Linked DNA regions of Homo sapiens: regions 1 and 2 are each linked to region 3. A link is a loop called in an ENCODE intact Hi-C map of the cell type or tissue named here. Cell type or tissue: dorsolateral prefrontal cortex. All regions are shown on one strand.

The links. Peaks named below come from ENCODE experiments on the same cell type or tissue, not always from the same donor. Only the 100,000 strongest peaks of a DNase experiment are listed, where the experiment ranks them.
Region 1: a loop joins it to region 3, with 4 times the contacts of the local background. A loop is called at or near these places in 4 of 110 quality-filtered maps.
Region 2: it touches region 3 in a loop (3-fold over the local background); 11 of 110 quality-filtered maps call a loop at or near these places.

The regions. Positions count from the first base shown.
Region 1 is chr12:128,643,431-128,645,930 of GRCh38, forward strand. All of the region lies in intron 4 of TMEM132C (transmembrane protein 132C), which reads left to right. Among named protein-coding and RNA genes, the nearest start is that of SLC15A4, 180 kb to the right of the region's middle. In dorsolateral prefrontal cortex, a CTCF peak has its summit at 1,468 (motif pointing right); a DNase peak (open chromatin) is centred at 1,481.
Region 2 is chr12:128,781,023-128,783,522 of GRCh38, forward strand. No RefSeq gene overlaps it. Among named protein-coding and RNA genes, the nearest start is that of SLC15A4, 42 kb to the right of the region's middle. In dorsolateral prefrontal cortex, a CTCF peak has its summit at 1,462 (motif pointing right); no DNase peak of the experiment used is centred here.
Region 3 is chr12:130,013,110-130,015,609 of GRCh38, forward strand. No RefSeq gene overlaps it. Among named protein-coding and RNA genes, the nearest start is that of LINC02418, 28 kb to the right of the region's middle. In dorsolateral prefrontal cortex, CTCF peaks have their summits at 1,051 (motif pointing left) and 1,252; DNase peaks (open chromatin) are centred at 1,032 and 1,502; H3K4me3 peaks cover 1,192 bases; H3K27ac peaks cover 473 bases.

The DNA.
Region 1 (2,500 bases), 1.4 Mb before region 3:
ATTGAGGAGGTAACGAAACCTCGGCTGAGGAACTTGGCTCACCGAGAGCAGAGAAAAACTGGCCAGAGAGCAGCGGCAAGTCACATGCTCAGCTGACAGCATCACACACGTCCATTTGGGGCCCCAAAAATCTCAGTATTCGGACACTGTATTTGCTGGGATAGACAACGGGCAGATTTTTAAAAATCCATTTTTACAGGGAAATTTGGGAGGAGAGAGAAGTACATCTAATTATATGTGTTTTGATCATTTAAATTGTTGATAATATAAAACATGTTATTGTTTTGTTTGCTACGTCAAGCTGCTTCCAACTGCTCTCGTTTTCTTTAGATTTTCACTTATTTTATTTTTATTTTTTGGTTGATGATAAGCCAGAATGCCTCCTTTTCATCCTATTATCTGGTTCTTTTCAAATTTTCCAACATAAAGATTAAGTATGATGTTACAGTAATGGCTCGATGAACTTGAGCCAAAAAAAAGCAAGGTCTAAATATAATATTAGAAAATGGATTTGAGCCCAAACCTACAATAGAAATTAATTGAAATCTGAAATGGTAGATAAATTAAAATGGTCAATATCATTAGTCATGGGGGAACTGCAAATTAAAGCCACAATGAAATATCGCCTCCCATGCACGACAAAAGCTAAGATGGAAACAGTGGCCAATACCAAGTGTTGGTGTGGATGTGGGGAACTGGAACCTGCATGCGCTGGTGGTGGGAATGCAGTAGGGTGACAAAGAGTTGTTGGAAAACAATTTGCCAGTTTCTTAATAGGTGAAATGTATGCTTGTCATACAACCCGGAAATTCTGCTCTCAGGAAGCTAAACATTTGTCCACATGGAGATAGGAAGGGAAATGTTATCATGCAACATTATTCATAATCTCCAAAACCCAAAATCAATCCATGTGTCCTTTAACTGGGGAAAGAATAAACAAATTTGTGGGTAGCCAAAGAATAAAACATGATTTGGCAATCAAATAGAACAATAAGTAAAAATAAATCAAATACATGAAAAACTATTTGGCCATAAAGAAACCACTGGGATGAAGTAAGTGAAGCGTTTAAAAATTACATATTGTAGAATTCCATTTAGATGAACTTTCTAAAAAAGGCAAAACTATAGGGACAGAAAGCAGGATCAGTGATCGCTGGGGGCTGGATTTTGAAGCACATATTAATTGCAAATAGCACAAGGGACTTTCTGCATAACGGTGTTCCAAAACTGGATTGTGGTACAGGCTACACAATTGTATAAAATTACTAAACTCCATGGCACTATACGCTTAAATTGTTAAGTTTTATGGCATGTATATTTCCCCTCAGTAGGGCTCTGGAGGTGTTGACAATATGAGAGGAGTAAAGTCCGTTTTCCTCTGGTCAGGTGTGTGAGCTGCAGCTTGTTCTTTGTTCAGAAAAGTCCGCGACAGGTAAGATGTTTGCTGGGACGCGTTGTGCTGCCAGTCTCTGCCACAAGAGGGCGGTGCCATCTATTATTTAAGTGGCAGGTGCTGGGCTTTCAACCTGTGGTTAGGGTCAAGTAGGATTCATGGGGTTTGGGGGCGAACAGCGTTGAAAGGGAGAATGAGTCCTCTGTGCTGAGAGCTGCAGTGGAACTAATGGGGCACTGAGATTGTGAACCTCCTGGCCTTCACTGAAACAGATCAGAGGCGACCCTGAGGGGGGACTCCTGGCCGCACTGGAGAAAGCCTGGGAAACTAGATGTGGTTGTGCCCAAGCCACCGTCTGTGGAGGGTCTGGGTGGACTATGGCGCTGTGGCTTTTCAGAACCAGTACGGCCTCTCTCCTCCAGAGCCCTCTCTCACGGCCTTGCCACAGCCAGGGATGGGCACCACCCAGGCTGGGCCAACTGGGTCTTTCTGATTCTTGACTGGCGATGCAAGGACAGAACAGAAGCCACCTGGCATCCCCTCGCCAGCATCTTCCTACCAAGACGTGGAGAAGCCCTCACTGCCCAGGCCCAGTCATGGCACCTGACCGCCAATTCTGTGGGGCACCCGAGATCCTTCCAGCACATTCTTCTCTCGCTTGAGTTATCCAGATTTCGTTTCTATGGTCACACCCCCAAATCCTCACTTGATGAAAGCTTTCTATGATTTTATGGGCACCAAGAAAACCAGCCTCCAAATTCTCTCTCCTGATAGCCTATGGATGTTGACTCAAGCCACCATTGCTAGCTCATCCCTCTCTTGGAAGTGTTTCTCTCTACCTGTGGTTCCTTTGAGATGCCAGTGCCCCAGCAGGGGCCCCCTTTGGGCTCAGTCCATCAGCGTTGGATGGGAGTGTGTTTAGCTCAGTCCATCAGCGTTGGATGAGTGTGTTTACTGGAGTCCATCGGCGTGGGATATGAATGTGTTTACTAGAGTCCATCGGCTTTGGATGTGAGTGTGTCTACTGGAGTCCATCAGTGCTGGATGTGAGTGTGTTTACTGGAGTCTATCAGTGCTGGATGTGAGTGTGTTTACTGGAGTCCATCA
Region 2 (2,500 bases), 1.2 Mb before region 3:
GAGGTTGCAGTAAGCCAAGATGGCACCACTGCACTCCAGCCTGGGCAACAGATCAAGACTCCATCTCAAAGAAAAAAATAAAAATAAAAAACAAAAAGAGAATGGAGATGAGATCATTTGTAATTGAGTGGACCCTAAATCCAACGACAAGTGTCCTTTTAAGAGACAGGAAAGGACACAGACACAGAGAGGAGGCCAAGTGAAGACAGAGGCAGAGATGGGAGCGATGCCGCCACAAGCCAAGGGACGCTGGCAGCCACCAGGAGATGGAAGAGGCATAGAGCCTCTGGAGGAAGCCAGACCTGCCAATACTGTGATTTCAGATTTCTGGCCTCCAGAACAGGGAGCATAAATTCCAGTTGGGTAAGCCACGAAGTCAGTGGAAATCTGGTCCTGCAGCAGCCCTAGCGAGGACACCGAGCTATTAGTTCAACTGAAGAAAATAATCTCCAAGCTGAGCAGAGTGTCCCCAAATGCCACACACGGCCGGCGAGTGCCTGTTGGTGATCTCGGCCTCCTGTAGCCTCAGGATCTGACCCGCCCCAACCTGGTCCAAGGCTCAGGATGAAAATCTCCTCCAGCACAGCAAGCAGCTTTGGAAACGCCGGCTCCTGGAACTCACAGGGGCCAACACTAGTCCCTGGAAGAACCGGGTGAATGAGGGGAGGGTGTCTGGATCCAACGCTCTGGGAAGTGCCCCATTGGCGGTTCCCAGACCATTTCTGTCTTGGGAAAAATTCCAGCGTGTGTGCAAGGCGTCTGTCCAGGTCAGCGCCTCTGAGTTGGCCGTCTCTGTTCGGGTCTTCCCATGCGAGGAGTGCCCTCAGTTCACCTAGATGACTTTCCAGAACTCACCTCTGACTCCACAGTGGGGATGCCTGGAAACCTGCTCAGCACTGGCCCTTGGATAACCCGGGAGCTGGCAGCTATGCTCAAGGAATCATGCTCGTGGAGGGAGGATGAGACCAATGGATAGCTTCCCCCGCCTACCCTGTCTTGTGCCCAAGCAGACAGCTCTGAGATGCATTTGAAAAGGCTCCTCCAAAGGACCCAGGGAGTCCGGCCCCAGGCACCCAGGGTGGCCACCAGCTCCGGAACTTCTCTTTCTCCTACTCTCCTTTCTCCCCGGTTTCACTCCCTGTTCCTCACTCCTGCTCCTGAGGCCGCATCTCAGGCTGTCTTCCAGGGAAGCCCAGGCTTGAGGCATGTTCATTCTCTCAAAGTGCGGGAGCAAATCTGCAAGGGCGTATGTCCCCGTACATGACAGACGACTGGTGTGTTCAAAAATCGTATTGACTTTGAACCTAAGAGGTTTTGGAAAAACAACTTGAGTGACCAGGTTCCATACGAACATTCTGGCAAAAGCTAACGGTATTCTTCTCTGCACAATTTCGTTGTTGGAGGCATTCAAGAAAATTTCTTTGCAGTTTTTGAAAATAGCCTGTAGTTCTATGTTTCGGCCACTAGATAGCAGGCTGAATAAGAAATGCTGGACATCTAATGGGAATCTCACCAACTGCTTGACGGAAGGTGGGGGCTATCCTTAAAAAATGGTTTGCTGGGAGGCGGATCACCTGAGGTTGGGAGTTTGAGACCAGCCTGGCCAACATGGCAAATTCCCCTCTTTACTAAAAATACAAAAATTAGCCGGGTGTGGTGGCAGGCGCCTCTAATCCCAGCTACTCGGGAGGCTGAGGCAGGAGAATCGCTTGAACCCGGGAGGCAGAGGTTGCAGTGAGCTGAGATCGCGCCACTGCACTCCAGCCTGGGCGAGAGTGAGACTCTGTCTCAAAAAAAAAAAAAAAAAAGTGGTTTGCCACTGGGCACGGTGGTTCATGCCTGTAATCCCAGCGCTTTGGGAGGCTGAGGCAGGCAGATCTCTGGAGGTCAGGAGTTCAAGACCAGCCTGACCAACATGGTGAAACCTGGTCTCTACTAAAAATACAAAAATTAGCTGTGCATGGTGGCACACGCCTGTAATCCCAGCTACTTGGGAGGCTGAGGCAGGAGAATTGTTTGAACCCGGGAGGCGGAGGTTGCAGTGAGCCAAGACCATGACACTGCACTCCAGCCTGGGTGACAGAGCAAGATTCCACCTCAAAAAAAAAAAAAAAAAAAAAAAAAAAGAAAGTGGTTTGCTCCGGAGTCCTGCTCTGTGTGGAGTTACTCACCGCCTCTACACGTCAGCCCTGCCTCCCCCATCTCCCTCCCAGACCTTCTTTCTGTTCACTGCATGCATCAAGCTTTCTCCTGACTTTGGGCTTTTCCCTTAGTTCTCCTGGCCTGAAACTCTGTCCTTCGATATTAGCAAGCTGGCTCCTGGTCCCTCGGCGTCCCTGGACAAGCCAACCTAAGGCAGACCCCCTCCTCCATCTTCATCATGCATCACATCATCTTCTATTGCTTCTTCAAAACGCTTTCACTTTCTGATATGTGACTGTTTGATGACACGTTTATTCTCTGTCTCTTGCATGAAAATGTGGGCTCCAGGAAAGCTGAG
Region 3 (2,500 bases):
GAGATTTTAAGGAACTGGTTCCTGACTGTGGAGGCCTTCTTGTAGTGGTGACTTGCAGGGGACGCCAGCAGGCTAAAAACCCAGGCAGAATTTCTATGTTATAATCTTGAGGCAGAATTTCTTCTTTAAAACGTAGGGGCCTGTTTGTTACAGCAGCTTGTCCTTCTATACCCACTCAAGGGGCTGCCTCTGTGCCCCATAATAGACACAAAGGGCTGGTGCACAGGTGAATTTTCCAGCAGTCGCTAACAAACGGTGCATGCACAATTTATTTTGTAAAATCCTAAACTTCTACAAAAATCCCTTTAATGCCCGTGCGTTTAAAGTGGTCTGTCCTCCGTTTCTTCTCTAACAGATTGGGAGAGGCTCGTTCACATTACAAGGGTAACCTCCTTTACTTAAAGTCAACTGATTATAAATATTAATCACATCTGCAAAATATCTTCACATCTAAATAGTATTGGGCCAACAACCAGGCACCACAGACTCGCGAAGTTAACGTGCAAAATCGACTACCCTTATACACTCCATAGCACTGTCAGTTCCTAAGATTGGCTGTGGTGCAAACTATGCAAAAATTAATAAGTATCAAAACTTGACATTTTCTCCAGTCGGCTTCAAGGCGGAGCAAGTCAGACTAGGACGTGATTTACAGCCTGGGAAGTCTTCCGTGGAAACACCGGGCTTTCTGTGCATGAGGTCAGGGCCAGGACGGGCACGCGGGTAGAAGATCATCTTGAGCGTTCTAGACTCTGACAGACGGTCCTTGTGTCCTTGGCTCTGCTGGTCCTGAAATAAACTGCTTGGGACGGGGGCTGGGAGTGGCAGGATTAGGGGAGAGGAAATTAAAGAGAGAAGGAAGAGGATGGTGCCTTGAAGGACAAGGACAGGTCAAGGTCAAGCCAAAGCAGGGAAGCCTCCGGAAAGAGGGCAAGGAGAGTGGCGGGGTGCGAGCGGGGCGCTGCGGAGGAGGCTGCAGCGGCAGCGGTGCGGGCAGGAGCTCTGATGCGATGCGATGCGATGCGATGCTGCCCCCCTGTGTCCTTCGACGATATTGCTGCGGGAAGCTTTCTGTGCTCAAGACCTCGTCCATCCCTCCATCAGCTCAGACCTTCTCTGCGAATAGCTCTCCGGGTGGTAAAGAGATGCATCACATTTAAAACTTCGAGACGTCCTGGATTCACTTAGAAAGATGGGAAGAGGCTCACGCCTGTAATCCCAGAACTTTGGGAGGCTGAGATGGGAAGATTGCTTGAAGCCGGGAGTTCAAGATAAATGCGAAGATCCCACAAAACTGGGAGCATCCCACATGTGGAGATAGCTAGACTGCCTGTTTAGATGGGGCACCGCTTCCCGTTCACCCCCGCCCTCCCCGCTCCCTAGGCACGCTGGAGGGTAACACCTGGGATCCCCCGGCCTAAGGGCAACACACAATTCAGGTTAATTTCACCCATCAGAAATTAGGAATTCAGTAACAACTCAAGCCAAGGAGAGAGAGGATGCCAGGTGGCGCTGTTACGTCCTTCTCGTGCCACGAACCCCAGCCACCCTTAGACTGAGCTGGCGTTTACACAGCGACGGGCTCTTAAAATCAAAGTCACTTCATCAACACTGCAATCCTGCGAGGTGTGTCATAAGGAGCCCTTTCTCCAGATGTCAACAGTAGAGCTCAGACACGACCCCTAACATGCCCTAGACCACGCACCCCAATGACCTAAGCTGAAGCCAGCCTGTCACCAGTCACCCTCCACCTCTGCGTCACCTGTCACTGGAGACCAGCCCTGTCTGACAGAAACACAACGCGAGCCACATACATGATGCTAAATTTTCCAGCAGCCACATTTTAAAAAGTAAAGAGAGGCAGGTGAAATTAACCTGAATTGTGTTGTCCTTAGCCCAGGAGATCCCAGGTGTTACCCTCCAGCGTGCCTAGGGAGCGGGGAGGGCGGGGGTGAAAGGGGGGCAGTGCCCCATCTAAACAGGCAGCTGCTTCTCTGTCTCCACATATGGGATGGGAGGGCCCAGTTTTGTGGGATCTTCCCATTTTTCTTGAAGTCCTGGCCTCAAGCAGTCTTCCCACCTCAGCCTCCCAAAGTGCTGGGATTACAGGCATGAGCCTCTTTCCATCTTTCTTTCCCTTTTTTTTTTTTTTTTTTTTTTTTTTTCGTGAGAGGGAGTCTCACTCTGTTGCCCAAGGCTGGAGTGCAGTGGCATGACCTCGGCTCACTGCAACCTCTACCTCCTGGGTTCAAGCAATTCTCCTGCTTCAGCATCCCGAGTAGCTGGGATTACAGGCATGCGCCACCACACCTGGCTAATTTTTGTAGTTTTAGTAGAGATGGGGTGTCACCATATTGGCCAGGCTGGTCTTGAACTCCTGACCTCGTGATCTGTCTGCCTCATCCTCCCAAAGTGCTGGGATTATAGGCGAGAGCCACAGCACCTGGCCACCTCTTCCCGTCTTTCTAAATGAATCTGGGACGTCTCGAAGTTTTAAATG